Regions from separate parts of the Homo sapiens genome. Here region 1 is linked to region 2. Evidence: read pairs that join two places in POLR2A ChIA-PET (ENCODE). Cell type or tissue: HCT116. All regions are shown on one strand. Links, peaks and the distances in the headings refer to the core of each region. The heading gives the core; the rest is flanking DNA. Region 1 overlaps LOC101927421 (a long non-coding RNA gene). Region 2 overlaps LOC101927421 (a long non-coding RNA gene).

Region 1 (16,615 bases), core at 4,648-12,647, 59 kb after region 2:
GTTCTACAGATTAACCTGAACATATTCAAAATAACTTATATTGAAGGATATTCATTACAGCATTGTTTGCGAGAAAAAAAAAAAAAAACAAAACTAGAAACAACCAGTTGGGGTCCGGTTAAGTAAATCATCTTACTTCATTATATTTGAATACTATGCAGCCATTACAAGGGATGAGACTGCTCTATGGGTAGTGATACATACTGATAAATAAATATTAAGTAAAAAATGGAAGATACAGAAGAGTGTGCACAGTATGTTACAAACTGTCTTAAAAATAAAAAATACATATATGAACATGTAAAGGCATAGAGCACCCCTGGGAAGTGAAGATCTAAGACACAAGAAGGGATTATTTCTGTCAAGAGTAGCTGACTGCCTAAGGGACGTGGGCAGATAAAGGCTTGTCTTTTACTGTATACCTTTGTCATATTTTGAAGTGTATCCTTTCCCTAGGGAAGTATTCCTAGAAGGGGTTTTGCTGCAATTCAAGGGTACTCCCTCCCACTCCTACTCCAGTTATTGACTGGATGCAGAGGAGTAAGAGAAAGAAAGCTTTTCTAAATACTAAAATATTGGTCTACGTAGTAAATGCCAAACTGGGGAAACTCGGATCATAAAGTTTTACTACCATCCATAGCCTAGAGACAATGGGAGAATATGACCAAGGGGAAATTCCTATAAAACAGGAAGTGAAAGGAGGAAGACACTCTGGGGACTAGGAAGAGCCAAGGAAAAAAAGAAAATAAACAGAAGAGTGAGATTTTAGAGGTGAGTGTCCTCTCTGCTCTGGGAGGTCAAAACTCGAAGGAAATTCCAGGGCAGATTTTCTCATTTGGTTCATTTCTTTGGGCATAGCCCGAGAACATTTACATCTCTTAGAGAGTTCCCATGTGCGTCATAATGCCTGAACAACAGGAATCTGTCTCAGCAGTGGACTTAAGGTAGCACCATATCTTCCGGCCTGTTTATTGCAGGCTGGGGATTCAGATCATCCTACATGTTTCAATGGGAGGAAAGAAAAGTACAGAGAAAACTTGTGGACCTGGAAAAGACTGAGGTAGTGCTAAGGAGGCTACAAAGTACAGGGATCTTATGACCAGAGTCAAGATGAGAACCTTGAACTTCAGAAGTATATGCCAGTGCTATACCCAAAGGGGACCCAGCAAGACTAGTCACCTGCAGGGAGCACTAGCCCAGAACACCCAGCACAAGACCATTTCAGCCACCCTGCCATGGAGACTAGTGAGGAGCCAGAAGACAGGATTTCATAGACTTTGCCCCTGCTTTCACAAGAATGCATGCAAAGGCCAGCTTTCAGAACTATCGTTTTGCTGTGGCCTGAAAAGTATAGCTTGAAACTCCATGCTAAGCAATGACTTCTATGTTGTAGGTGGAATTTGTCCTCAATTCAAAGCAATGAATGGCTTCATACAATGGATAGGCAGTTATAAGACATAATTTATGGAAATTGTAAAATATGTTATTTTTAATATATTATTCCTTTTATATCAGTGTGTCATTTGTCTGTTGTAAATCACCTAAAATTCTATTAGTTATCAATAAAGTTATGTGTATACTCTTATTATAATAGTGTAAAAATCAATATATTTGGTCAATGAATAGGAAATATTATATATTTGCAAATGAGAATGGTATTTCCCCCTAAATATTTATTTGCTAGGAGGAAACTGCATAGGAAACATCAATACTTGTATTTGTTGGTATCCGCTCTTCTCTAACCTTGAACATCCAGCCAAGACTTCAATTAAATCTCCATTTTTAGCTTCACCGGCTCTGAAAGCATCAACATATCGTTTATCCAAAGCAAGGGCGTAGTGTGTATGTGTGTGTGTGTGTGTGTGTGTGCACGTGGTGTGTGTGTAAAAGTTATTTATCTAATGGCCACAAAAAAAAATCTTCAGGTAAAGCAGCAATCAACTATTTATAGTGCTTTCAAGTATATTTCCAAATATAATATGAATATTCTTGCAAGCTCCCAAAGTATTTCTTGCCTGTATATTCATCAAAGTGCTGGAAAATTACACAAGAGCAATCACATAAGGCAGTTAATATGGCTGGCAGCAACCCGACTGCTTTACTCCTCCCTCTATGATTAATTACAACTAAATTGATGTTACCAGCAATGATTAATTTACAACTTAGGTGCAAAGTAAATGAACTAAGCAAATTGGAATTGGCACTAACAATTTCTGAAGCCTCAGCAAAGAACCCACATCATGATAAGCTATTATGCACAGAAAACTTTCTCTCTAAAAATGGTTAAAATGCATAGGTGTAGTCATTGGTTTATTTTTAAATATAGGTATATTTTCTTAAATCTTCTCAAGCAAAGTTTAAATATCAAAAATAACCTTAGATTTTTATACTTGGATATACAGCAAATAAATGCATGGGAAGAAAAATGTCTCAAGTCTCATTTACCTAAAATAAATGCAAAATGTTTTCTTCTATCCCCATCTTTTAGCATTGGTTTTAAGACTTTAGATCAGGTTATATAGATAAAAGCCCACATGTGGCCCAATAGTGTGTATTCTGAGCCAGTTTTCTATTACCAAAAATGAAAAGAATTCTAATATTCCACAAAGCTGTTAAACAAAATCTAGCTGAGAAGCCCTGGCACACAGAGAGCTTCCTGTGAGATTGCCCAGTAGAGTTTCCAGTGGGTTCTCCTGAACAGAGCAACAGCAATCTAATAAGGGGTTCCTCCTCCTGACTGCTGCACCATTATATTTACTTATAGATCCAAGCACATAGGAGAACAAAAGCCTGAAGGATGGCATTATTTCCCCCAAATAAGCTGAGACACCAGTCCAGAAAATGTATTGATGATGACCGTGCACTCAAATGGAGTTGAGATGGAGCATGCAAATACATAATCTCTTTGCAGAGGGAGGGTAAAGTTTCAATCCATCAGATATTTTGAAGAAACACAGAAATGTAATTATGAGAGCCACTGAAATTCACCTACTCTTAACACATGATTTTTACTATAAGCAGCCTGGGGGCAATTGATTGACCCAGAAAGGGGCGGGGTAGGGGCCAGAACTAGGCTGTGGTTTGGAAAATGCTCTCTTCATTTAAAATCAACAATGTGTGTTCTCACCCTGCAGCACTTACAAAATTCCCAAATAACATCATTTAACCCAGTCAAATGCCTTTTTCTATTTCAAACAAGATTTTTTCAGAAGACATGTAACTCAGCTGAATTGGAGGGGATAAGCAGTTAAGCTTCCCAAAGATTTTTGCTTGCATTTCTCAAAGCAAAGACCATATTTTAGTTATTTATTTCAAACACATAGAATAGTGACACGTGGCATTAAGAGTTGCTTGGATCATTCTTAGTGCAATAACTATATGCTTTATTCTTTAAGATTCAGAATTGTTGGACAAGGAATGGTTAAGAATGATGAATTTTTAAAAAGAGAATATGACAGCTATCTTTATCATTTCTAATTAACATTTGGCCAGAATTTTTCACTACAAAGACACATGTACATCTTAATTAGGACATAAAATATTATTAACGTCTAATATTTCTTTTGGACAGTTAAAATTTTTTCAAGTGCCTTTCAGGTGACATTTCTTACACATTTGAAAAGATCTATTTTGATACTGTTAAAGAAAATGGCTTTATTAGCTGTAAACCTTAGGTTTGACCCTAAAAATACTAGAAGTGAGCTGACAAAAGCTGAAGTTAAGTGACTAAATAATTTTTTAAGAAATTTATGGCAATAGGTGGGATTACTCAGAGGAAAGGTGAGTAAGAGAGTAGAAAACAGAATCAGCCACAAAATGTGAAACTATCCAATAAATTAAATATCTTATTATTTTGCTAAAACAGATCCAGTTTTGAGCAAGGATGGATATTAAGCCTGACTTTCATATTTCACTGTGCAGGGTAGCACTCTCATCTCCTCCTCCCCTTCCACATTTGCCCATTCTAAGGGCTCTAATACTGCCCACCTCCTTACGTGTATTACTTGAGCACCTGAAGCACTCTTTGTCAGCTTTTTGTGGAAAGCTTGTCTAAGTTCAAAGCAAAAACTAGGAACTTTTCTTCAAAAGCTTGGCTATACTTTTATTTCAATATCTTCAGATTAAGAAGAAAAACTTTCTGAACAAGAAGGGTCTTGTTCCTTTTATCATGTACCATGGATACTTGCTCTTAATTTAATTCCCTTTATGACCACATTTGTGTGGCTCTGTTTTCAAGGAATTCAGCTAAGTGAACAAAAGACAGAGAGCACTATTAGGAAATTTAAAGTCTGGTTTAAAAAAAAACAAAAAAAACCCAAAAACCTTGACATATACAGGTATACCTCAGAGATATTGCAGGTTTGGTTCCAGACAACAATAAAACGAACGTAGCAATAAAGTGAGTCACCCAAATTGTTTTGGGTTCCTAATGTATATGAAAGCTATGTTGATACAAATGCACTGTGCAATAGCATTGTGTCTTAAAATATATATGTATACCTTAATTTAAAAATAATTTATTGCTAAAAAAAAAAAACAATGATCATCGGAGTCTTCTGCAAGCCATAACCTTTTTGCTGGTAGAGGGTCTTGCCTCCATGTTGATGGCTGCTGACTGATCAAGGTGGTGGTTGCTGAAAGGTGGAGTAGCTGTGGCAATTTCTTAAAATAAGATGGCAATGAAGTTTGCCACATCAATGGACCCTTTCTTTCCCAAAAGATTTCTCTGTAGCATGCAATGTTGTTTATAGCGTTTTACCCACAGTAGAACTTCTTTCAAGATTGTAGTCATATGTTTCAAAACCTGCAGCTGTTTTATCAACTAAGTTTATGTAATATTCTAAATCCTTTGTTATCATATCAATGATGTTCACAGCATCTTCACCCAGAGTAGATTCCAACTCAAGAAACCACTTTCTTTGCCCATTCATTAGAAGCAAATTTTTCATCTGTTCAGGTTTGATTATGAGATTTCAGTAATTCAGTCACATCTTCAGTTTCCACTTCTGGCCTCTTGCTATTTCCACCACATCTGCAGTTACTTCCTCCACTGAAGCCTTGAAGCCCTCAAAGTCATACATTTGAATTGGAATCAACATCTTCCAAACCGCCATTAATGCTGATACTTTCACCTCCCCTCATGAATCACAAATTTTCTTAATGACATTTAGAATGTATACTTTCCGGAAGTTTTTCAATTTACTTTGCCCAGATCCATCAGAGGAATCATTATCTACAGCAGCTATAGCCTTAAAAAAAATGTATTTCTTAAATAAGTCTTGAAAGTTGAAAGCATTCCTTGATCCATGGACTACAGAATAGATGTTGTGTTAGTAGGCAGGAAAACAACATTAATTGTTAATTTCCTTATACAACTCCATCAGGACTCTTGGGAAATGAGATACGTTGTCAATGAGCAGCAATATTTTGAAAGAAATATTTTCGTCTAAGCAGTAGGTCTCAACAGTGAGCTTAAAATATTCAGTAAACCATGTATAAACAGATATGATGTCATCCAGGCTCTCTGGCTTCATTTATAGAGCACAGGCAGAGTAGATTTAGCAAATTCTTAAGGGCCTTAGGATTTTCAGAATGGTAAATGAGCATTGGCTTCAACTTAAAGTCAGCAGCTGCATAAACCCTAACAAGAGAGTCACTTGTCCTTTGAGGATTTGAAGCCAGGCATTGCCTTTTCTCTAGCTGTGAAAGTCCTAGATGGCATCTTCTTCCAATAGTAGGCTGTTTCATCTACACTGAAAATCTGACTAGTGTAGCCACCTTCATCAATGATTTTAGCTAGATCTTCTGGATAACTTATTGCTTCACCTTGCATGGTTACTTTCATATGTTATGGAGACAGCTTCTTTATTCAAATTTCATGAACCAACCTCTCCTAGCTTCAGATCTTTTCAAATCTGAATGTTCCTCATCTCTCTCAGCCTTCATAGAATTAAAGAGAGTTAGGGACTTCCTCTGGATTAGGCTTTGGCTTAAGGGAATGTTGTGGCTGGTTTGGTCTTCTATTCAGACCACTCAAAACTTCATATCAGCAATAAGGCTGTTTCACTTTCTTATCATTCATGAGTTCACTGGAGTAGCATTTTGAATTTCCTTAAGAAACTATTCCTTTGCATTCACAGCTTGGCTAACTGGTTTAAGAGGCCCAGCTTTTGGCCTATCTCAGCTTTTGACATGCCTTGGTCACTAAGCTTTATTATTTTTAACTTCTGATTTAAAGTGGGAGGCATGCAACTCTTCCTTTCACTTGGACACTTAGAGGTCATTTTCAGGTTATTAATTGGCCTAGTTTTAATATTATTGTGTCTCAGGGAATAAGGAGGCCCTAAGTAGGAGGGAGATGAGGATCAGTTGGTGAGTGGAGCAGTCAGAAGACACACATTTATTAAGTTTGCCATCTTATATGGGTGTGGTTTGTGGGCCCCATGACAATTACAATAGTAATATCAAAGATTATTGATTATGAATCACCATAACAGATAAAATAATGATGAAAAACTTGAAATATTGCAATAATTATCAATATGTGACATAAAATGAGAAAATGCTGTTGGAAAAATTAGGCCAACAGATTTGATCTATGCAGGGTTGCTACAAACCTTCAAATCTTTGTAAAATCTGAGAAGTGCAATAAAGTACAATAAAACAAAGTATGCATGTATACAAATTGGAAAACATGCAAGTTCTATAAAGAGGCACACACAACACTGCACAAACAGTGTTCTTTGTGTCATTCAGGTGGCAAAGCAAATAGCGGTCGTAGATCCAAAATGTTACAATCTGGCTCCTCCTAATCTGGAATTTATTTTTTAAATGGAATGAGAGCCTTCTTCTTCAAGATGCACACACATTATCATATTTTTCTATTTATACAGCACGATAATTCATGCCTTTTTAATGATAAAAGGAAGAATTAAAGAGAGAAAATATTACACAAGTGTATAGTACACCTTTGGCTATTTAAGCCACATGATTGGAGGGAGAGTGAGTTTGATGTTTCACATCTATTTTATAGCACATGTGGCTGTATTTATGCAAAGCCCATGTACTACATTCTTAGGATGCTTACTTTGTTCTAAGTCACAAATATAATTTTAGGAAATAGATGAAACTGAAAAATAAGTAAGCCAACTGATAAACGTTGTTTCCTTTCCTTCGACACTACTGTAATCATGTTATCCACCGGTTAACGTATTTTTTGACTAATATAGATTCATTTATTGACTTTCAGAAATATTTTGTAATTCAGTTGTAGATAGTTTTTGTTAATTAAGGGTCATAGATCTTAGCCTAGTTAAGACATTAAGATTGGTACTACTCTTCCTTTAAAATGTACCATAACTTGTGCTTCTTCAAAATCGTTGCCAAGCTTAGGTGAACATTTTCTCAGGTGTACATGAGCTTTCTGCTATAGTAAACCTCCCAGCCTAGTGTTTACAGATCTTTTTTCTCATTTTTCAGCTACTTCTGGTTTTCAATCGTTGTCTCCCTCTTTCCTGTGCTAAACTGCAAACTCTGGAAGAGCAAGCAGGCATTATTTCACTTCCACAGTGCATTGAGTACCAAGAACACTGAGGGCACTTATTCTCAAATAGGTATAATGTGGATTCACAAACGTCATACAAAATCATCCTCCTCTAACATTATTATGACAATTCCCTCTAGCTCTAGGTACAATGGAGGGAGAAACAATAATTTATAAAAATAAGTAGAAGAAAGAATTTTCCACCATTCCTGAGGCATTAATAATGTCTTCTAGCATGTGAATGCGTGTCCACGACTCAGTATGTGTCACTTCCTGCTAATTCATTGAGCGGGTCCAGCATTTCAAGTATAAAACAAAAGACACAATTGAACCTTCCAGAGTCTTTGACAGAGTGCCCTACTCCCTTTCTCAGAAGTACCTCAGTACTCCCAAGGCTTCTTGCCATAGCCATGTCTCAAGCAATTGTTTTAAGCTGTTTAATTAATAAAGTCACTTAAAGGAATCATTGTGCTCATGGATACTACTTATTAAACTTAAGATAACCAACTAGATTTAATCCCTGAGTTCAAGGAGAGGTTAACATGCAGCCCTTTAGTCTTCCTAGCTAAAATAAAGACCAAGACGGCAACAGATAGCTAAATCAGGTTTCCCGCTTCCAGGCATCGAAATGCTCACGGAAGAAAAAAAAAAAAAAAAAAAAAAAAGTCATACCATTTAAAAACAATTAACTTCCATACAAAAATAACTCCATACTTCCAAAATGAGAGTTTTATAAATGAATTAACAGGTCTAAACAACAACAGAACAAAAGCCTGATCTGCAAACTAGAGAGTATCATTCAATTTATTCTTTTTTTCATTCACATATACATAAAAGATGCGAGGCTATTAATAAAATAGAAATTAATTTTAAGAGTCTGAAGATTTTAGAAAACATTACTATGTTTCCCTATTAAGTATTGCCTGAACAATTTGTGTTTGCCTTCCTTGAGATCTTTTTTTTTTTTTTTTTTTTTGAGACAGAGTCTCGCTCTGTCTCCCAGGCTGCAGTGCGGTGGCGCCTCTCTGCTCACCGCAAGCTCTGCCTCCCGGGTTCACGCCATTCTCCTGCCTCAGCCTCCCAAGTAGCTGGGACTACAGGCGCCCGCTACCACACCCGGCTAATTTTTTGTATTTTTTAGTAGAGACGGGGTTTCACCATGTTAGCCAGGATGGTCTCAATCTCCTGACCTCGTGATCCGCCCACCTCGGCCTCCCAAAGTGCTGGGATTGCAGGCGTGAGCCACCACGCGCGGCTGAGCTCTTTATTTTTTTTCCTCAACTTTTACTTTAAATTACAGGGTACATGTGCATGATGCGCAGGCTTGCTACATAGGTAAGTGTGTGCCATGGTAGTTTGCTACACAGATCAACCCATCACCCAGGAATTAAGCCCAGCATCCATTCGCTATTCTTCCTGGTGCTCTCCTTCCCCCCTCCCCCACTGACAGGCCCCAGTGTGTATTGTTTCCCCCAGTGTGTCCAGGTGTTGTCATCATTCAGCTCCCTTTTATAAGTGAGGACATATGGTGTTTGGTTTTCTGTTCCTGGGTTAGTTTGCTGAGGAAAAACAGCTTCCAGATCCATCCATGTTCCTGCAAAGGACATGATCTCATTCCTTTTTGTGGCAGCATAGTATTCCATGGTATATATGTACCACATTTTCTTTATTCAGTCTATCTTGATGGGCAATTGGGTTAGTTGATTCCATGTGTTTGTTATTAAACTAAAGAGCTTCTGCACAGCAAAATAAACTATCATCAGAGTGAACAGACATCCTACAGAATGGGAGAAAATTTTTGCAATCTATCCATCTGACAAGGGTTTAATATCCAGAGTCTACAAGAAACTTAAATTTACACACACACAAAAACAAACAACCCCATTAAAAAGTGGGCAAAGGATATGAACACACACGTCTCAAAAGAAGACATTCATGTGGCCAAAAAACATATGAAAAAAAGCTCAACATCACTGATCATTAGAGAAATGCAAATAAAAAACCACAATGAGATACGATCTCACTCCAGTCAGAACGGCAATTATTAAAAAGTCAGAAAACAACAGATTCTGGTGAGGATAAGGAGAAAAAGGAATGCTTTATACTGTTGGTGGAGTGTAAATTAGTTTAACCCTTGTGGAAGACAGTGTGGTATTCCCCAAAGACCTAGAGGCAGAAATACCATTTGACCCAGCAGTTCCATTACAGGGTACATACCCAAAGAATTATAAATCATTCCGTTATAAAGATATATGCATGCATATGTTCACTACAGCTCTTTATTTTCTTAACAATCTATGATAAACTTTCTTACATTCTATTCTTAAGTTTTTTTGGCTTTAGATTCCTAAGGTATTTTATTTTCTGTTACATAAGGTGTTCTAGAGTTCATACTCAAGTATGAACTTTCAGAGTAAATTTCTGTAAGTTTACTAAAATATTTTCTGCAATCAGAATGTAAAACTGTACACATTGTTTTATTTATTCATTGTATTTAACAATTTACCAGTCATCTGCAAAATTCCAACCTACTACATTATTTGAAAATATGTACTACTCATTTGTTATAATTCTAGCATATGCTCTTCCTTCATTTACAATTTATTTTTATGTAATTAAAGTATTGACTATGGCAATGGAGGCAGATTAACATTTTAATATAATTGAAAGCCAGGTTTTTAGAAATAAGGAAGAAAGAAGCAGTCTATTCTTCCCTTTCTTTTCTCACCAACCTGTAAGAGTATTTAGGGTCCTGGAACAGTATCTTGGTTTTAACTACCTAAAGATCTAATGCTGAAGATGCTATTGCCCTGATTGCTCCATGCAGCCTTTCACACATAACAGTAAATTGGCCCCACATCTACCCATTCATGATCTACAAGTCAATTGACTCTTCTTTTTTTTTTTTTTTTCTTTTTTTTTAACAATCTCATCAGTAGATGATTATATTTTTCTTTTGGTAAAGAAGAACCAACCCCACCTTTCAGTTCAGTTAAGAAGCTTTTTGCTCTTCCATCCAAATGGGCTTTCTTGGACAGGAGTTTTATCTTGAATACCAAAATGCTTCTGTCCCAGAAACCAGGAAATAGCCATAACAAAGTTCTGGGTACTAGACTTTTAAAGTATAGGGACTAATAAATTCACTAACTTTCCCATCTTTCTTCTCAGCTCCTGCTCACAATGCTCCTAGAGATTGGTAACAGCAATTTCCAATGTCCTAATGCTAGACAAAACTTGACTGACTCTTGCCAGTGTCCTTCTTGGAATCGGAAGTGAGATAAATCCAGTTTGGGGGAAGCCATTTTTGAAGCAGGCAAAGCTAGCCTTCAAAGAGGGAAAGAAGACTCAGCTTCAGAGAGATAGTGCTATGGATTAAATGGTTTGTTCACTCAAAAATTGATGTTGAAACTTAATCCCTCCAACATTCTGGTGTTGCCAATGTGGTAGTACCAAGAAGTCTGGCCTTTAAGAAGTAATTTGGCCATGAGGGCTGCTCCCTCATTAACGGAATTAAGTTTCTTTTAAAAGAGGCTTCATGCAGCACAGTGTTCACCTACTTTTCTCTTCCCCATTTCTGCCATGTGAGGACACAGCATTCCCCTCCTCCAAAGGATGCAGCTTTCACCAGACACCAAATGGTGGTGCCTTGGTCTTGGATTTCCAGGCCCCAGAAGTGTGAGAAATAAATGTCTGCTCTTTATAAATTACCCACTCAATAGTACAGTAGTCCCTTCCTCATCCACAAGTGATACATTCCAAGACCCCCAGTGGATGCCTGAAACCACAAATAGTACCGAACTTTATATACTGTTTTTTCCTCTCTATACATACATGTTAAAGTTTAATTCATAAATTAGGCACAGTAAGAGATTAACAATAAATAATAATAAAGTAGAAAAATTATAAGAATATAATTTCACCAATAGAAGATTCATTCTTACTGTAGATCTTAGCAAGCTCAGCATATTAAGAACTTTCATCTTTTCACTTAAAGGAAGCACTATATGGCTTCTCTTTAGCAAATCCTAATTTCTAGCTTACTACTTTTGCACTTTGGGGCCATTATTAAGTAAAATAAGTATGACTTAAACACAAGCACTGGGATACTGTGACAGTTGATGTGATAAGAAGATGGCTACTAAGTAACTAACAGGCAGGCAGCATAGACGGCATGGACGTGCTGCAGAAAGGGATGCTTCACGTTCAGAGTGGGATGAAACAGAACGGCATGAGATTTCATCACACTACTCAGGATGGCATGCAACTTAAAGTTTATGAATTGTTTATTTCTGGAATTGTCAATTTAATATTTCCAGACTGTGGTTTATCATGGATAACTGAAACCATGAATAAGGAGGTACTGTGTCCGGAAATGGTGGGTTCTTGGTCTCATTGACTTCAAGAATGAAGCCGCGGACCCTCGCAGTGAGTGTTACAGCTCTTAAGGTGGCGCCTCTGGAGTTTGTTCCTTCTGATGTTCGGATGTGTTCGGAGTTTCTTCCTTCTGGTGGGTTCGAGGTCTCACTGGCTCAGGAGTTAAGCTGCGGACCTTGGCAGTGAGTGTTACAGCTCTTAAGGCAGCACGTCTGGAGTTGTTCCTTCCTCCTGGTGGGTTCGTGGTCTCGCTGGCTTCAAGAGTGAAGCTGCAGACCTTCACGGTGAGTGTTACAGCTCATAAAGGCAGTGTGGACCCAAAGAGTGAGCAGCAGCAAGATTTATTGCAAAGAGCAAAAGAACAAAGCTTCCGCAGTGTGGAAGGGGACCCCAGTGGGTTGCCACTGCTGGCTCTGGCAGCCTGATTTTATTCTCTTATCTGGCCCCACCCACATCCTGCTGATTGGTCCATTTTACAGAGAACCGAGTGGTCTGTTTTGACAGGGTGATGATTGGTGCGTTTATAATCCCTGAGCTAGACACAGAGGTTCTCCGACCCCACTAGATTAGCTAGATACAGTGTCCACACAAAGGTTCTCTAAGTCCCCACCAGAGTAGCTAGATACAGACTGTCGATTGGTGCATTCACAAACCCTGAGCTAGACACAGAGTGCTGATTGGTGTGTTTACAAACCTTGAGCTAGATTCGGAGTGCCGATTGGTGTATTTACAATCCCTTAGCTAGACATAAAGGTTCTCCAAGTCCCCACCAGACTCAGGAGCCCAGCTGGCTTCACTCAGTGGATCCTGCACCAGGGCTGCTGGTGGAGCTGCCTGCCAGTCCCACGCCATGCGCCCACCCACGCTCCTCAGCCGTTGGGTGGTGGATGGGACTGGGCACTGTGGAGCAGGGGGCGGAGCTTGTCGGGGAGGCTCCACTGCACAGGAGCGGAGGGCGGGGGAGGCTCAGGCATGGTGGGCTGCAAGTCCCGAGCCCTGCCCCACGGGAAGGCAGCTAAGGCCCAGCGAGAAATTGAGCACAGCAGCTGCTGGAACAGGTGCTAAGTCTCTCACTGCCCAGGGCCAGTGGGGCCAGCCCGCCCCTCCGAGTGCTGGCCCGCCGAGCCCACGCCCACCCGGAACTCGCGCTGGCCCACAAGCACCGTGCGCAGCCCCAGTTCCCATGGGCGCCTCTACCCCCACACCTCCCCACAAGCTGAGGGAGCTGGCTCCGGCCTTGGCCAACCCAGAAAGGGGCTCCCACAGTGCAGCGGTAGGCTGAAGGGCTCGAGTGCCGCCAAAGAGGGAGCCCAGGGAGAGGAGGCACTGAGAGCGAGTGAGGGCTGCCAGCACACTGTCACCTCTCAGTACAACTGGATTCTGTTGTAGCAGCATCAAATGAACTAAGAGAGATGGTATTGCCATTTTCCTTGGCTTCCCTGACAGATTTTATGCTTTCCAATCTCAGTCTCTCATGAAGCTCAACTTTGTTTACTTCCATTGGATTCAATGAGACACCTTGTAGTACCCCTCTTCTGTGAAGACTAGCCCTAGAAGCAACATACAGCCATTTTCTTCCAAGCTCTGTCACATTCTTGGGAGACAACACAGCAGCCGTAATTATGTGCTCAGGGAATTTCAAGTATGGCCATTTCTTAGTCTTCAGAAAAAAATATCTGTTCCCTTTCTCATCTCTTCTGTCATCACTGTCTCCTCAATAATACCAACTTCTCTCTTCCCATTCTAGGTCACCCTACCATGAACCTCTCAAATGCCTAAGCTTTCTAAACTGAAAAAAAAAAAACAAAAAAAAACAAAAAAAAAACAAAAAAAAAACAGGAAGAGAACTGACCTCAGGCTGTTTCTGCTTTGACCCTGCAACTAAACCATGCTAAGGCAGGGAAGACAAAATGCAACTATTTTCAGGATTGGCAAGGGGAAAAATAGAAAACAATGTGAATTACTATCAACAAACTATATAACTTTGATAGTTTAAGTATATATCTGTTACTTGCAAATGAAAAATTATTGACTAAGGGAAAAGATTATTGAAAATAACTAATGGCAGTTTTCACCGCACCATTACCAGAGTCAAGTCTGATGAACAAAGTGGGGTTCAAGACGGGTAATTCTGTTTGGGGTCCAAAATGAGCTGTAACTCTAAAGTAATTAAACTGACATTAATAATGACTTGCAAGCTGCCTCTTAAATCAATTCCAAACCATGGAAATAATTATATAGCTACCTAAAACTACTAAAATCAATAGATTTTATTTGAATATAAAATTGCAGGTGATATGCTTATGCTCCTTTTCTTTTCAATAGTTGCATAATGTCACATCTCACTCACTATTCAACAAATGTTTGTTGAATTCCTATGTGCCAGAAACTATTCCGGGCACTAGGGAGACTTTGATGAATAAAACAAGAAAACAAATAAACAAAAAATGCTTGCCCTCATGGAGCTTACATTTCCATGGATGGCAACAACAAAAAACAAAATAATCAAATCATATATCATGTTGCATGTTGTTAAGTGCGATGGAGAAAAATGATTCAGAGCAAGGAGCAAGGTTAGAGGAGTCGGGACAAGAGACGAAGGTCTAAATAGAGGATGTCTCATCACAGTGACATCTGAACAAAGAGATAAAAGAGATGAGGATTAAAAACCATGAAGAGTATTTTAGAAAGAGATCAGTAAGAGTGGACATGTGTTACATTTTGGGCAGCAAGAAAGCCAAGTGGCTGGAAAGGATCAATAATCCATTTACAGATGAGTAAGAGTCCACGTCAAGCATATCTGGGGCAAGAAGATTGGGATTTAAATTCTGGATACATTAAGTTTTCATACTTAGTAGACAATCAAGTAGTATTAGTCTAAAAATCAGGATTGAGCTACAAACTAAAAATTTTGGGAGCCATGATTCTATAAATATTCTATAAAATATTCAGATTTTGATTTTATGTCCCAGACTTAAATTCTGTAAGTTATCAACTAACTTACAGAATTTAGTCTAATAGTGATACAATTTCTGTTCAATAGAAAACTTGGTCTATTATCCTGCAAAATATTAACCCGTTTTGTTTCTAACCCTGAAACTTATTTTGCAATGTAAATCTGATGCTAAATCTGGAGCTAGTGTAGACTTCACAGGTTGAGGGCACAGTCCTCCATTAGACTCTTTTTACTTCAGACACTTGCTGCATTCTCCAAGGTTGCCAGGTCACCCTCACTTATGACCAGCTGGCTACAAGTGTGGAGGTTCCCACTATCTCATAAGATTTGATAATTGCTAGAATGACTCACAAAACTCAGAAAAGCACTATATTTACAATTACAGTTCACTATAATGGATACAGGTCAGGACCATCTAAATGAAGAGACACATAGGCAAACACAAACACAAAATTTCTTTGTCCTCAGGATGCATCACCCTCCTGGCACATAATTGTGTATCATCAATCAGGGAAGCCCACCCAAGTTTTGATGTCCAGAATTTTTATTGGGATTTCATTACACAGGCATTGTTGATTGAATCATTAACCATGAACTCAGTCTCTAGCTTCCTTCCACTCTTCAGAGGTCAGGTTGATGTCATCTGGCTCAAAGCCCCAACCTTCTAATTATGGGGTGTGTCTTTGTAGAATGACCAGCCCCTGTACCATAAATGTCTAGGGGTACACCATGAGTCACTTCATTTGCATAAATTCAGGTGTGGCCCTAGAGGCTCACCGTGAATAATAAAGACTCTCTTGCCATTCAGGAGTTTCCAGGGTTTATAAGCTCTCTCAGGAACCAGGGACAAATATCAGATGAATTCTTTATTATGCAACATATCCCATATTAAATTGCTAAAATATATAGCTCTTCAAATATTTATTGAACTAGCTTTAACATCTTACTGGTTCCCTCATTAATAAGGGTGATAAATGTTGAAGATGTATTCATTATATATTTGCATAAACTCATGAGTTTTTGAAAATTAAACATTAACAGTAGCATTAAATGAGATAACCAACAGAGTAAATCAAGAAGAGAGATGGTCCGATGAATGACCCTTCAGCACCCCAAATTAAGATTTAAGAGATAAGAGGCAATCAGCAAAGTCGTCATGACCCAGGAAGAAAACCAAGAGAATGTGCACAGCTGGAACCCAAGCAAAGAATGTAGTTCATAGAAATGAATGATCAGCTATGTTGAATGCTGCTGATACATCTAGTTAAATGAAGACTGAAACATCCTCATTGGATTTGGCAACTTAATGGTCACTGGTGATCATGAAAAGAACACTTTTGAAAATGGGGAGGTAAAGAACATTTGGGCTGGGCACAGTAGCTCACACCTGTAATCCCAACACTTTGGGAGGCTGAGGCAGGCAGATTACTTGAGGTCAGGAGTTCGAGACCAGCCTGGCCAATGGGGTGAAACCACGTCTCTACAAAAAATACCACAAAATTAGCCTGGCATGGTGGCACACACCTGTAGTCCCAGCTACTCGGGAGGCTGAGACAGGAGAATTGCTTGAACCCAGGAGGCGGAGGTTGCAGCAAGCCAAGATCACGCCACCGCACTCCAGCCTGGGATACAGAGTGAGACTCTGTCAAAAAAAAAAAAAAAAAAAAAAATTGGAGTAGGTTTAAGAGAATGATGAAACAATTCATTATTATTCAGCCATTAAAAAGAAATGAAGTATTAAT
Region 2 (16,615 bases), core at 4,870-12,869:
CATGCTAAGCGAGACCTCTTGGCTCCCTGGCTTCAGCCCCCTTTCCAAGGGAGTGGACGATTCTCCTGTCTCACTGGAGTTCCGGGTGCTACTCGAGTATGGAGAAAAAAAAAAACCCTACAGCTCAGTGCCTGCCCAACAGCCACTCAGTTTTGTACTCGAAACCCAGGGACCTGGTGGTGTAGGCTCATGAGGGAATTTCCTGAGCAACGGATTACAAAAATCCATGGAAAAAGCATAGTACCCCAGGGCGGGTAGCACAGTCCCTCACTGCTTCCCTTGGCTTGGGGAGGTGGAGGTCCCCCAGCTCTGTGCACTTCCCAGGTGAAGCAATGCCCCACCCTGCTTCTGTTCACTCTCTGTGGGTTGCACCCACTGCCTAACCAGTCGCAATGAGATGAACTGGGTACCTCAGTTGGAAATGCAGAAATCCCCCACCTTCTGCATCGGTCTTGCTGGGAGCTGCAGACCGGAGCTGTTTCTATTCACCCATCTTGGCCCTTCCACCGGGTTATTTTCTCACAGTGTCTTTGTCTAGTTTTGGTATTAATCTGGCTTCTTAGAAAGAGTTAGGATATAGTCCCTCTCCTTGTATTTTCTGGAAGACATTATAGATAATTAGGATAATTTCTTCCTTAAAGTTTTCATAGAATACACCACTAAATCCATCTGGACCTTGTGCTTTCTTTGAAAGGTTATTAATTATTGATTCAATTTCTTTAATAGGTACAGGCCTACTCAGACTGCCTAGTCTTTCTTGTGTGAGTTTTGGCAGATTGTGTCTTTCAAGAAATTTGTCCATTTCACTTAGGTTATGAAGTTTGTAGACATGGTTATTATTTATACTATTCGTTTATAATTCCTTTAATGTCCAGAGGATCTGGAGTGATGGCCCCTCTTTTATTTCTGATATTAGTAATTTGGGTCTTTCCTCTTTTTTCTTAGCCAGACTAGAGATTTATTGATTTCATTGGTCTTTTCAAAAAACCAGCTTTTGGTTTTGTTGATTTTCTCTATTGATTTTCTGTTTTTAAATTCATTGATTTCAGCCCATGGTATGCTTTTTTCCAATGATAATTAATTAATTTTAATGTTCTATCCTTTCATTAGGTTAAAAGGCTACAAATAAATTTTCCATTCTTCTCACTTAATGGATTATTTCTTATTACACATTGCCTATTGTGCACCACAAAGTTTGCAAGAGTATATAGGAACAGTCTAATAATAGTCATCTTGCTATTAGCCATTCACAAACATAGATGTAGACTAGAAAACACTGTAGTATGTTTACTGGCTTTGTCCAGCCTGGCAGTCTTTAATCCAAACACAGCCATCCTGTGAGAAGCAATGATGATGGTTTTCTTTGCTGTCTTATTCTCTTTCCTCTTCTTGCTCCATGTCTTTGTTTAGACTATTTTTCCTACAACTCTGCACTTACCCTAACCCTACGCTATTTCCAGGGTCCTGGGATGATGAACTCAGATTTCTTCAGTCTTCTCTTTTGAAAGTGTACTTGGTCTTGAGAGTGCAGCTTCTAAAAGACAGAAACATTTTTCTTGTTGTGTGTGTGTGTGTGTGTGTGTGTGTGTTTGTTTGTTTGTTTTTGAGATGGAGCTTCACTTTTATTGCTCAGGCTAGAGTGCAATGACACAATCTTGTCTCACTGCAACCTCCACCTCCCAGGTTCAAGCAGTTCTCCTTCCTTAGCCTCCCGAGTAGCTGGTATTACAGGTGCCCGCCACCACACTTGGCTGTATTTTTAGTAGAGACGGGATTTCACCATGTTGGCCAAGCTGGTCTTGAACTCCTGACCTCAGGTGATCTGACTGCCTCTGCCTCCCAAAGTTCTGGGATTACAGGTGTTAGCCACCGTGCCCGGCCAGAAATATTTTTCTTAACATTAGTAGCCAAATCTCATTTTAACAGAGGGAAGATGTACAGAACAGAAGACGAAAGGAATAGGCATACTGTCCTACCATAGTAACAGTTTTCAAATTTTTCCCTTTCATAATTTCTAGACTTAAGTAGCAAGGGTCAACAAAAAAATATATATCCCTTTCTTTCCCCCAAAGGATACCTATTCTGAAGATCCAAAATATTTCTTAGCAGTCAGAAGTCTAAAAAATGTGGTGACTGATGGGATCTTTGGCATCTAGATGAGTGTCAGTCTTTAGTCCAGAGAATCTGAAGCAAAGCTCTGTGTACTCCACATCTTTATTTTCTTAGATTCACATTGCAACTATTTTTCTGACAAGAATTAAAGAAAAAAAGGAAGGAAGGATGGAAGGAAGGAAAGAAGGAAGGAAGGGGAAGGGGAAGGAAAGGAAGGGAGGGAGGGAGGGAGGGAGGACTGGTCTAGGGTAGATGAGTGAAGAAGGCAATTACCCACAAATATTAGTTTGTTGTGTCACAAGGTAAGATGCTCAAACATCATTCACACCATCTATCAATACACCTTTATCAATGAATCCCTTGTGACCTCAAGGGCTTTTTCACCCTTAAAAAGAAAAACTTATCTTACAGTAAAAGTGCTTCTGGAAGGACTCCTGTGGCATAGTCAATACAGTCTTTGGGATATAATGAAAAAGGTATGCTTGTGAGCCTGCTGTGGGAGCACAGAGGAGGGCTATTTAGGATGAAGGTAAAATTAACAATAAGGGTTCTGATCATGTGACCAGCCGGTGGCAAAGTGAGGAATAAACAGGTCTTTCATTCTAGTGCTCATTCTTGGGTTCCCAGCTGCCTCCTGGGTCTTATTAAATAGCCAACTTTAAATAAAAACCTGCAGAAAGAGATGTTAGCATTGACCCATTGTGATATGGGATAGAGGAAAAAAGGCAAGGTTATCAAAGCTTGACTTTGCCAACTCTGTGGTCTGCCCTGGAGCTAACCCTGCTGCTACCGTTTTTTGTGTCCCTTCTTCCTCTGATCTAGTTTTCCGTGCTTCCTACCACAACTATCCTCAGACCTATACTGCTATAAGCACATGAGGGTAGAGCCTCAATTCCCATTGCCACTCAACATCCATTTCTCCCAACTCTGATTATTCAAAGGTGCAGAACTAGGGAGAACTTGCCCTATTTCAATGTTCTGAGTGTATACCTGACTGTTTTAGGATAAACACTGAAATCAGCTCTTCTACAGCCTATATTTCTTGCTGTGAATTGCATCCCTATAAACTGGCTACCTTAGGAATGTGTTATTAGTAAGGAGGGAATGTGCCTCTATAGTTGTACTAAAGCCAGGTTTGCATTTGGTGTATGTTCTACGTATTGATTCATCTGTGGTGTTTGTTTTTCAAAAGCAAGGGGTGAACAACCAAAGTCTACACTTTAAAATGGAGAATATCTGACTACTTTTCTCAATTTAATTTAGATTCCGTTTTATGAATTAAAGTGGCTGAACAGGTAACATCCTGGCTAGAGAAAAATCCACTATACTCTGAGCCCCAACTAAACTGAATGACTTACAGTTCCAAAGATCAGTCATCTCCTTGCCTTTGCACACTTTCCTGCACTTAAAATATCCTGTCCCTTTCTTTTTCAAGTAGAAGTAAGGAAGTCAAGTCTCTCAATGTCCCACTGTTTCCCAGAGTGACAGAAATATCACCCTCTGAACTCCCACATCATTTTTTTCTCTGAACAATTCTTATTTTCACCACTAGATTACTAAACCCTTGAAAGCAGATCTCAAAGTATTTAGCTCTAAAACCTTTTAATTACAATGAATTCGATTCTATATAAATGCTAAATAGGTACATAAATATACACATGTGCATAAACATTATCTACATTTCAATCCTTTCCATTGGTTCATCAACAATCTGCAAGAATGCTGATACTTAGGACTTTTAGGAAATAAATATAAAATGCAAATAAAATACCCAAGAGAAGCAAAAATAAAGAATGCAGAATACTGATTGTATGTATCCTTGAGAAAGTAAAACAGTAAAATAGATATTTACTAGAAAGCACTACACAAAATAAACAACTTTCCCATATATTACTTTGCAATATCAAACTCATTCACTATTTTTTATTTTAAATATCTACCACAACCCCCATATTTTTGGAGATTTTTATGAACATGCAAAAGAAATAATAAAGTCTGCTATGAGCATTGAGGCAACGTTAACACAGACTTTTGTGTGTTTAAACGTCAAGGCAAATTTGGTAAAGAAGTGTCCAGAGAATCTGAGAGCAACAATAACCTCAAGTTCATTGGAAATTTTGAAATTCTGTGCATTGTCACACACATTTAGGTGAAATCTCCCTTATTGTCAAGAACCTACAAAAGGTGAAATGGGTCTTAAAGAAACATAGGATTCACAAAAAGCAGGTTATTGGTTCATGTTTAGTAAGCGTGACATAACACTATCTGCCTTTTTTAATGCTAACGATAGGAAATATTAATATAATAAAACACACTCCTATCTCTGAGGAGTTCAAATAGGGTGAGACGTAAAGTCACGCCCTCATCACGTGATAATATGGTTCCCCAAGGCCACAGAGGAGATCTGATCAATGTGTTTTCCAGAATACAATGGAAAGAGTGCTTAGTTCTAAAAGAAGAGACTGTTGTGAGATTAGGTGACTTTTGGAGTATAAGCAGGAGATGTTTGCCCATGAGATAACGCAGAGAGGATAACAAAATTCAAGGCCAAGATTGCAGCATAGGCAAAAGCAAGAATGCATGTAAACACCTGGCACATTCTATAAACTGCTAAAAATCCAGGTGCTAAGGACCCAAGCTTCCTGGGATCAGAATGAAGTGTTTGATCTGATTGTAAGGTTAACTCTACTTATTCACTTACCAAGGGAAGAAAAACAAAATTAAGAGACAGAAGTTTAAAAATCTGTTAAAATCCCCCGGGTTAGCAGAGAGGTTCTATAATTCAGAGAGGTTTGCAGTTCATCAACTATAGTTTATCGCCTTGAGAAAGTAAGAAACACGTTGAGTGTGTGTTTTCACAAGCTGCCACTTTCTGTATTCAACGTGATTTTCCAAATGGGGAGATATGATATTTTTCACAAAGAACAGGCTTCAGGAACAAAATCTTTTTAGCAAAGAAAACATTTTCAAAGTTACCATTTCACCAAACTCCCTAGGCAAATGAATATATACACCCACCTCTTAACCTCGTAGTTTCCTTAGAAATGTCCAGTTGAAAGGACTTAATGAACAGTTGTGGGAGTGCACAGTTAACGACACTGGTTCTCACTCACCCACTGATATGCTTTGGCTGTGTCCCCACCCAAATCTCTTGAAATGCAGCTCCCATAATTCCCACGTTTTATGGGACGGGCCTGGTGAGAGATAATAGAATCATGGGGCCAGTTTCACCCATACTGTTCTCATGGCAGTGAATAAATCTCACGAGGTCTGATGGTTGTATAAGGGGTTTCCCTTTTTGCTTCACTCTCATTCTTCTCCTGCCTGCTGCCATATAAGATGTGACTTGCTCCTCCTTGCCTTCCACCATAATTGTGAGGCCTCCCCAGCCATGTGGCACTGTGAGTCAATTAAACTTCTTTCCTTTATAATTATCCAGTCTCAGGTATGTCTTCATTAGCAGTGTAAGAACAGACTAATACACACACAGAGCTAGGAAGCCAGTCTAGCACTCAGGAGTCCAAGTGCTATGCAGGCTATTGTTAAAGTGACTGTTAGAAGCAAAGCTCCACAGGTGAATCGCCATATAACTCTCTGTGAGGCAATAATGAGAGCATTCTCTCCTGTTCCCAGTAGTCTTGCTCCAGTCCTTCCTTTTGTCCTCCACTCTCAATTTTTCTCTTCCAGAATATCTCCCCTAATGAACCTGATCCCACTGGATATCCCTCAATTATCCATCTGGAGCTACTTACTGGCACTGTTTGCTTCATCTCTGCTTGTCATTTTCATGCATTTATATTGTGTCTCCCAACTGGACCATAAGTATTTCTGCATCTTACCTTGGCCTTTCCTGTTCACGCAGTGAACATTCAATAAATTCTCTCCATTGTCTGTTTCATGAGCTGTCTTATAAGACAGATCTAAGAAATAGAGGAGTCTAGGGATTTCAGAAAAATGTATCATAATAAAAAAAGCTCCAGTAGCTAACAGCTGGAAAAATTGAGGCTGCTAGCAAAAAAATATTGTGGCAACAGAGGGAAGACTAGAAAAGAAAACAAAATATGATTAGAGAGTAGCCTGAGTAAGAAAGGGGAGGGAGGGACCAATAAATGCTCACTCTCTGAGAGACTGATCACACCATTGCTATAAGGCTAGGAATCTAATTATTTGTTTTTAGGAATGTTGGACCACAACTTTCAAAACAATTTCCTTGGAAGACATGTGATAATACCAAGTAACTTTCCTTGATTTTTAAAATATTGTAAAAGTGCTTAATGTGCTTTATAAACATTACCAGAATATTTTAAATAAAATGTCACTTTGCCAAGCCACAACTCCTTTTGGCCCCATAACTTACATCAGCACAGCCTGGATTCTGGGAAGGCCCACCAAGATTTTGGTGACAGATTTCCATCACTACAAAACAATGGGGCCAGCTTGAAAATGAGATGAAGACCAACTCATCCCAAGAGAAAACATGACAGCTGAGACATGACGAGCTTGGTCTTTATCCTGGACTTTGGTTGCCTGGTGAGCATATGTAGCCTGGCATTCAGCCGCATGGAAAGCTGAGGAAAGTTAGAAAGGATACTAATAATGTCCAGTGATAGAGAAAAGTGTCTCAAGCCCAAACAGCACTGAGGTTTCTTTAACACCATTACTCACCTGCTGTTATATATTGATGAAATGTAATGACAATATTCGTTTATAAGCATATCAATAGGTTCAGAACCAGGAATAACTAATACAGATGGAAAAATGTAAAAGTGGATACAAATGGAAAAATAAAGACTGTCTTACTCTGATATGTTGCATGTCTACTCAGAAAAGTTGGACTAAGGTGTTGCTTTGGCAACATGAAAACTGTAGGAAAGACCTCTCCCCAAACAATCCTCCTTCTCCCTAACCAGTTGTCTTCCAACAAGAATCTTTGCTTTTTCTTAGTCATTTCTCTTAGGAGAGGAGGTTTAAAGAAGATCAGTAATTTACTTTTCATGCATAGTAAGAGAAATAACAGGAAGCAGAAGATAAATGAGGAAAGGCCCTCAGAGTAAGAAAGAGGGACTAAGAGAAGGGAAGTCACTTCATTCGTTATTTGGTCTCAGGATTTGCCTATGTCACAAAGAAAGAGAGAGGAGAAAGCCGGTCCAGAGAAAGATAGATCAAAGAACTTGAAGGCAGACCAGGAGAGAGACTACTACCAAAGCCATGCATGAGGAGAGGTTTGTTTTTTGTTGTTATCGTTTTTTGTTTTTCTTTCTTTCTTTTCCTTAAGAAGAATTATGGACAAATAAATCCTACGTAGGCAGATCTTTCATAAACACTTACTCTCTGTCACGGTATCCTGTTTATTTCCTTCATAGTACTTATTGTAAGTGGCAATTAAATGATCCATCTCTGCTTTACTTCATTTCCTGTTTCTCTCAGAAAGTATTGCTGAGAAGAGGGAACTTGTCTTTTGAACAAATCGCTAGGATGCATCAAATAATATTGTTGAATGACAGAATAAATGAAAATGAGAGTGCTGCAGCGAGTTTAACCAGAATGAGCGGGGGAAGTGTGGCTACAAAGGAGCAGCGGCATTTAGGAGGACCTAATAACTTCTAGGGGAACAGTTTCAGTACAGTTGTGTAGGGCCTAAGAGAGATCTTAAACTGGTTCTCAAAGGTGGTCTTGCATCACGCACACCATGGAGTTTTTTTTTTTCTTACTGTGTGGAGTCCACATCAGCTCATTACAAAACAGGGGAGCACTGTTCACTCATTTTCCGTGTCAGAACCACACACACTATTACCTCAGGAATGCTAAGAGGGACGCCTGTGTCATTGTGGACATTTACCACTCACAACTCCCTTCTCCCGGAAATATTTCTTCACAGCCACAGCCCTAGCGGGTGTTGGTCGGGGAGTGTGTGTGCCATCCTGGTACTCCTAACCATGATGGCAAAACATAATCCGAGATGGACCAACCCCAGGGCTCCTCACCCTACTGTTTGTCACCCCTCCAAATCCTACCTGAGGTTGATAGTAGCTGCTCCACACATGCTCATATAACCCAAGCCAGAGAAATGAGAGTGCTTTCTCCGAATGTTTCAAGCGTTTCCTGGAGAAAATAGTGCTTTCCTCTCTGATCACGTTGCAATAAGGATGTGATTCAGAGACTGCCCATGGCCCTGGCTCCCATCACATACAGAACGCTGTTAAGAGGCTGGGCACAGTGGCTTACGCCTGTAATCCCAGCACTTTGGGAGGCTGAGGCAGGCAGATCCCTTGCGGTCAGGAGTTTGAGACCAGACTGGCCAATATGGTAAAACCCCATCTCTACTAAAAATACAAAAATTAGCCAGGCGTGGTGGCGCATGCCTGTAGTCTTAGCTACTCAGGAAGCTGATGCAGGAGAATGGCTTGAACCCAGGAGGCAGAGGTTGCAGTGAGCTGAGATTGTACCACTGCACGCCAGCCTGGGCAACACAGGGAGACTTTGTCCCAAAAAAAAAAAAAAAAAAAAAAAGAAGAAGTGAAAACTCATAAAGAGGCAGAAACATGAGTAGATTTGCAGGGCCACTCACGGTCCCTGGCTCAGGTCAAGTCTGGGTTACTGAGTTCTCCCTGTGAGTCTCTGTGTTGCTCCAATATTCCTCCCCTCCCACAAATCCTGTTTTGTTTAAATCAGTTTGAAATGAATTTCTGTCACTTGTACCCAAGAGAACCCTAAAACAGGTAGTTATGCTTCCTTTAAATTTCAAAGTAAACTAGGAAGTGTCTTGGATAATTATTTTCCCCAGGCTTGAACTGGCAGCTAAGAGTTAATTGTCAACTGAGAGGCTGCCCTTGGAATAAAAGAGTTACTTCTCTATATTACCTTTTTCTGCTTACTTTTGGTCTACCTCAGAACAAATAGAGGACCAAACTTACACAAAGAGTAAGAGGAGTGAGAAGATTAACGGCTAAAGACACGGGCTTTCTCCATTCCTATATTTACTCATTTAGCTAACTGGCTAGATTCTGCAGAATTATACTCTACTGACTCTCACCCTTCACCCACTGAGCTCTGGAGTTTTAGTCTGAGGAAATAATTCACCATCAGTAGGTCAAAACACAAAGCAGTGCATTTGTTATACAAGAAAAGAGATTTTGCAAGTGAAATGCATTACAATTTGGTCTTTGTCCTTTTCCTTCCCTCTTTTTAATTTCTTCTCCTTGCTTCTAAGCTTTTGCTGTTTTCCCTTTTGCATGTGTAGAATAGTATATTTCATAGTGCTCACTGTACTCAGGAAGAAAATATTGCAATAAAATGTGCTATTTTAAAATATAAAGAATAATGTATCAATATTTGAGAACATTTCAGCTGACTTCATAGGTCTAAACACAGCAGTAGTGACCTCTGTAAACATGACTTAAGCTTTGAACAGTTATTAAGTGTGGCAAACAGCTATCCCTTTCTCCGACCCTCCCATCCCCCATCCAGCCTCATTATTCCTTACTAACAAATCTCTTTGTACAAGCAGTATTAAGCAGAAAGCCAGGATAATTGTGGTTCACATAAGCCAGTCATGATGAGTTCTTGCCTTTTTGCCAATGATTGGTCTAAGGGCGACCCTGTGGTCCAATTCCAGCCTAGATAAGACAGAAGAAGACTGTGAGGTTTTCCAAGATTCTCCCAAAAAAAGGTGAGATTCATGCCTGCTGGGAAGCCTGTAGGTATGACTGTAAGAAAGATGTCATAGACTACTACCCAAGGATGGAAAAGTAAATGAATGGAAGGAACCTGGCTCTTCTGGAATTTATGTTAAGTTAGCAACTGTCTTTATGGCCAATACCACTATTAATGCAATTATTAGTTATTTATGACTGAATATATCTTAGCTGATACATTATGAAATGGAATTAAAAGTACATTTACGTTCATCAAATTTTATTATGATAGCAAGGGGATAAGTACTAATCGATAAATATTTTAAACATGAAAAAGTCGGGATTTTTTCACTACAGTACCATAAACTCTTGGCAGATAAATTCTGGTGTAAGTCAAGACTACACGACTATAGGAAAATAAAACTTGTAAGTGGAAGAAAGTAAGAATTTAGTTTTACATATGCGAAAGTACACTTGGTCTGGTTTTACTTTATGCATCATTTCTCTCATGTACAACTTTAGCATTTACAGATATGATTAAAAACAGATTAGCTGAACAGAATGTGTAATGGTCCTCAGCTGAGTATCAGAAAATTAAAACAGATTTGAAAACTCTTCTGCAACACTCAGAATTTAAATACATTGAATATGTCAGCAATTTTGTACTCTCACAGCAAGAGATAAAAGAAGCAAAGATAAAGGGATGCACAGAATAGGAAAGTCTTTGGGGATATTAAGGCAATTAAGAGCAATATGGAAGTAATCAAAACTTGGTCGACAGACCAAATAAGACCTTATGAAATAAAAATATGGGCCAACATTTGCAAAATGTTGCATGCCTTCAGATTACATATGTCTACAAAAGAAATCAAGGGTTAGATTCAATGTGCAGATATGAAACATTAGCAATGGTTGAAATGCAAAAGGATTTCCAAGGCTTGAGCATAGACAGGCATGCTGAAGTTTAAATCCTTATATAGCCACTAGCCAAGTTTGGAGGGTTAAAGCAGTGTTTTTCAATCATTTTATCATGAAATGACAGAATAATGCACGAGTAGAAAATATGCAAAAGTCAAAGAAACAGTGAGCTTGGGTTGTTCATCGTGAGAAGTTCTGTTTTAAATCAGTGTGATATATTCAGGAAGTAGGTTTATGTTTTTATCAAATTTTTTCTGATATAATAAATGTTGAAAGACATATGTAACAAACACACCCAATATCCTAGCATGAAACATACAGAACTGCCTGAATGTGGGCACTGGCTGTTGATTAATAAAACCAAGCAAGATTCTCACATCAGGGGATACTGGGCTTCTCTGGAGACTTCCCTGTGAGAGAAATAAGAGCCGCAGACATAGATAAACATGGGGTTTAAACTATCAGTCAATGCAGATCTCATGAAGATGAGAATGCAGCCAACAGATGTGACCCAAACCGCACCAGACAGGGAAATCACAACGAGGCAGACAAAAAGCTATGTCTCTGTCTGGATTGTATGTGATGGGTTGGAAACTGACATATTACAATCCAGATTTCACTGCAGCAGCTGTCATGTTGCTGATCCACTTGTGTATTTCTTTCAGCTCACTCAGCCTCCTTTTGTGGTTCTTCAAATGTGGCGGGATCCTAAAAAAAGATTAATTTAATCGTATCAAAGACATTTGAACTTTAAATAATAATGCCACAAAGGAGAGACAGAGCTGGTGCTTCTGTTGCTAATTTGTTTCATTGCTTCTTACATTTGCTGCTTCCCTACACTCAGGCAAACCTCCCGTGTTTGTACTGCGGCTCTGATTGTTAATGGACTGTCTAAATGCTTCTCCCCTTCCACCCCAGCATATCCAACTCCCATCTTTTTTCTTTGGCTGAAAAATCTGAGGCCAGATGAAGACTATTGTTTCCAGCAAAGACAAGTTTCTGCTAGTTTTCTCAGAGAGATGTTTCCTTACAGTCCCCCTAATAATTGTGGAAATCCCATTTGGAACCTAGTAACTATGCCTTATGTTTTTACACACCAAGCAGAGCCACAGGATGGAGGATCCACTAATTAGCCACTTTGAGAACTTGCCCATAAATCGGAAGACAAAACACCTGGAAATTGTAGGGTTATGTGACAAATCACCTTTTCCACCAGTGTTTACAAATGGAAGAAAAGAAGTCTCTGGGTAAGGCAATATTTTCAAGTCCAGGGAACATTCCATAACCACGAAGGGCTATTCCAGAAATAAGTTAGCAACAAGAGCCTCTTTGGCTTTGAAGTATTTCAAAATACACTGGACATAAAATTGGAAAGCATCCTATGAGTCAACAATACTTCTAGGAAATAGGAGAGATGGAGACGCCAACCTTTTTCCTAACTCTTTCCTGAGTCTAGGGATGGAATAGACAAGAAAGCTGTTGTGCAAAGAATGGAGAAGATATCCAAGGTACAATGATCAATGGAAACTCTTCTTGTAAAGAATGGAGAAGATATCCAAGGTACAATGATCAATGGAAACTCTTCTTGTCCACTCACTGCACAGTACAAAAGGAAAGGTTTAGTGTGTGCTCAAAGGAACTCAGGCTCAAGGGACTTTTTCGGACTTGATATTCAGTAACTACCACAGAGAACAGATAACTTGAGAGCTGCATCTCCAAAATGAGAGGCTGGGCTAAATGACCTTTATGATCTCATCCTCTGTCAAACAGGCAGGGGCCCAATATCTCTAAAAGTGAGACAAATGGATATCAAGAACAAAAAAGAACCAACCACCTCTCCATAACATTCTTCTGCCAGTTGAGAGCTTGTCATCTTCTCTTTTCCACATCTAAACCTTGAAAGCTCAGGATGCACATTTCATAGGTGAGGATTAGGAATAGGAAGCTCTTCTGTTTGGGAAAGCACTTGAACAAAGTAAACAGATGAGAAACGGGGACCTGTTGAGTGCTGTGAAGTACTAGAATTCACAGTAGATAAATTGTCTTTTGGAAAATGGGGATTTACACTGTAATATCTTTAGGGATAAATTATATATATATATTTTTCAGACAAATAAGCATGGTCCTTTTCTAGTCCACTTGACTCAAACTCCAGGGAATGAGCTGCTGTGGTCTATAGTGTCCTGGTCAAAGGAGATGGAAGGACTGGGTTCCTGGGCCAGACCTGGGAATTAGATTTCCTTAAAAAGGTCTGATATGGTGTAGACTGACATGCCAAAAAATAGCTAATAGTTAGCAAATACGTAGCCTTTCTATGTATCAATACAAACGTATGCACATGACATATATGACTCATTTAATCCTCTCAACAATCCTATAAAGAAGGTGCTATTATCACCACCTTGCCCATGTGGATGCTGCCCAAGGTCACATGGCTGGTAGTGACTATTGAATGTTACAAAACAAATCCCTCAAAACGTAGTCGCTTAAACCAATAATAATAATTTATTTATATATTTCATGGTTTCTGTGGGTTGGATATTCGAGAGCAGTGTGGCTAGGGGATCCTGAGTCAGAATCTCTCATAAGATGTCAGATATCACCTAGAGCTGTAGCCACTGGAACACTTAACTGGGGCTGGAGGATCAGTGGGTGCCACGTTGGAGCTGCCATGCCCACAGCTAAAATGTGACAGAAGCGCTAAGCCACCCCAGACATCTGGCTCCATAGTTCCTGCTCTTCACCACTCTACAACGTCACTTCATGGCTGGAGAGATGCCTTTTCCCTGTGGCCGGGGAGGAAGGGAGGAGCACGAGAGAGGCAATACTAGGAACTTGGGTATCTTTGGATGAAAAGTTCAAATTTTCTTTCTTTTTCCCCTTGGAACCTTCAAAGTCTTATTCAAGGTCCAGTTTTAGGTTGATAATTTCCTTTAATTTGCCTCCATGAAACCACTTTTGTGTTGGCAACATCGTCCCATTGGGAGAACCTAGGCCTGGAGTTCTTTTTTTTTTCTTTAAATTTTTTTTTTTTTTATATTTTAGAAACAGAATCTCACTCTGTCTCCCAGGCTGGAGTGCAGTGCCTGAGCTCACTGCAGCCTTGAACTCCTGGGCTCAAGTGATCCTCCAGCTTAGCCAGCCGAGTAGCTGGGGCTACAGGCACATACCACCATGCCCTGCTAGGCCTGGAGTTCTAACTGCTGGACACCCAGGAAATGGTAGAGATCCCAGGTGGAGCTTCTCAGAGGTGAGACGAGGAGCCAGGTGGCAGGAAGAAGCAGGGAGAAGCAGGGAGAAGCAGGGAAGCAGTTTGGGCTAGCTCCTTCTCCCGCTAGATGTCTAGGGAATAAAGGAGAGGATAGATCTTAAATTTGTATCAAGAAAGCCTGTGACAGACATGGGTTACGAACTAGGAGAGCTGGTAGTTATCGATGTGTGTCTTCTACTGCAAATGAATCAGATTCTAGGCACAAAAAAAATTTTCAGATGTGAAGGTGAATATGTGAGAATGGTCCCCAAAGAAGCAAAGTCAAAGAAAAAGTGGTGATTCTGATAAACAGCCTTGGATATCAACAAATAACTTATTTCAAAATTTAGAAATTACCAAGTAAAGCTGAAATTTAATCACATTAGCATTCAGTCTTCTCACAATTTGGATATAGTCTTCTCAAGAATTTTATATAGAAATCTGAGCAGGGCTTTCCCCCAAGCCAGACACTGGTAATTCCTGAATAAAAGGCAAAATAGCTAATATACATATGAGAATTTCCCTCAAACTTTTAGTAAGCAGAGAAATTCAAATTAAAACATAAGGGATTATTTTTCACTTATCACCTTGACAAATTTTTAAATAATAATACATAGTGTTGGAAAAGATCTAGGTAATAGAGACACTAATACATTATTAAGAGGCGTGAAATTAGTTCAGCATTCAAGAGTGAAATTTGCTGGTATTTATTACAATTCTGCAATGAAGTGCTATCTTACAGAAATACTTCCACTTGTTCCTAAAGAGGCACATATGAGAAAACCCATTATCAAACAGTGTATAACATCAAAAAATTAGAACCTCAGTTGTTCATCTGTAAGGCATGGTTAAAAATAATTATGTTATATGCATAGTATAGAATATTACCCAGTAGTTTAAAGGAGCATGGAAAATCTATAAACAGTCATGAAAACTTTTCCAGGTCATACTGTTAACAGAAAAAAAAGCAAGTAGAAAACAGCTTAATCCTATGTATACAAAAATAATTTAAAACTATATACTATGTAGGTATGTATCTATAAATAAATCAATCTATATAAAAAAGTTCAGAAGGATGAGACTCTTTATATTTATATGAATACAAGGAAGAGAATATACAGGTAGAGAAGAGGCTATTAAAAAGAAAATTACAAACTTTTTCATCAAGAACTTATTCATGTATTACTTGTGTTAAAAAATATAGAGAATGTTTCTATTCATTGAACCATTCTCGATCAAGTACCTAGTGCACAAAACCATTTCATAAGAACACACAATATCGTCCTTGTTGTGATCACGTTCTCAGAAAATCAAGCCTTGTTTGCCTGAAACTCTAAGCAATAGTGGACCAGGTGTTTGAAAAAATGAGGAGAAATAAACCCATCTATCTCTGTTGTCTGCTTTTAGTTTTTAGCGTGACCTTCTTATGGTTTCTGTCTTGGTATCCTTTTTATGATCATTGCTTCCCCTCAAACTCATGTAAAAGGTCTGAAACATAAACGATCAGTTCAACTGGAAAATTGGATATGAAAGGATGGCTTCATGAAAGGCCAGTTTCCACATTTAAGGCAAACTTACTTTTCAAGGCGAAAATTGCAAATAAAAATAGATCAAAATTCATGGTTTTTTCCAACATGAGAAATAGATATTTACCACCCAAATCTCAATGAATACTCTGTTTTCTCTCCAAATTAGTCTATATAACTACAATATAAGCTACCTACTGTCTATAAATGCTACCAACAGAACAAATATGAAATTATTCAATAGTTTCCCTGTTCATCACACCTGGTTCCTTGGAGCAAGATATTTACATCTGCTCTAAGCTTCTAACTACTTTTAGCTGTCAGAACTCCATCACAGCTATCTTCCTCCCTAGACAGCAAACAGCTTAAGGGTCAGAGTGTGTCTAATTCTCCCCTGGATTAACCATGGCACAACATCTAGCTCAGTGATGAGTCAATAAAAAGCTCTTCAATATTATTGTTTATGAAATATCCAATTGATTTTTAAATGCTATGTGTTAAACAGAGCAACTATAGAAGAAATTTCTATTCCTGTGATTTATTACAAGTCACGAAAGGAAATATGCAAAACCATAAGGTACAATTCCAAATGTGATCCTTTGAAAAAGAAGTAGAACCATGTAGTAGAATCTGGGAGCTGTAGTGGAAATTTGAGCACTGCAGTTCCTTCAAGCCAGAAACTATATCTTCTATCTCTATGTTTCTACATCCAACACTGTGCCTGATGACCCAGTGGGTGCTCAAAGATATTACTGAATCATGATTAAACCCCTGAGCAGCCTTGGGCTTTGAAGGCAGACAATCTTGTGTGGAGTCTCGGCCTGATAAATTTTAGCCACGTGACCTTAAATTTTCTGTTACTTTGGATCCTTATTTGTAAAACTGAAATTAAGAATTTCATAACCACCAGGTTGCTGTGACTATTAAATAGGTAAAATATCCATGGCAGTGCCTGCTTCTTGAAAAACAGTATTTATGTTCCTGTTCACTTCTATCAAGATAGAAGCTGAGTTTCATCTTGCGTGCACTCTAGAGGAAAAAAAATGTTAAAATCAATGAAAGAATTGTCCTGGGCCAGTTTGAGCCTTAGCCACCACAAGTCTTTGTCATCTTAAGTGATATTAATATGATGTGAATTAAGTTAGAAGTTTTTAAGTCTTTGCAATCTCTTTCTC

The links. Peaks named below come from ENCODE experiments on the same cell type or tissue, not always from the same donor. Only the 100,000 strongest peaks of a DNase experiment are listed, where the experiment ranks them.
Region 1: POLR2A ChIA-PET joins it to region 2 with 5 read pairs; 3 of 35 experiments call an interaction of 5 or more read pairs at or near these places.

What each region holds. Positions count from the first base shown.
Region 1 is chr5:125,085,203-125,101,817 of GRCh38, reverse strand. The region is part of intron 2 of LOC101927421 (a long non-coding RNA gene); the gene reads right to left. Among named protein-coding and RNA genes, the nearest start is that of ZNF608, 350 kb to the right of the region's middle. In HCT116, for the core only: no CTCF peak of the experiment used is centred there; a DNase peak (open chromatin) is centred at 7,827.
Region 2 is chr5:125,144,285-125,160,899 of GRCh38, reverse strand. LOC101927421 (a long non-coding RNA gene) reads right to left here. Exons shown (of 6, transcript NR_109882.1): 3 at 2,078-2,247. Among named protein-coding and RNA genes, the nearest start is that of LINC02240, 340 kb to the left of the region's middle. In HCT116, for the core only: no CTCF peak of the experiment used is centred there; no DNase peak of the experiment used is centred there.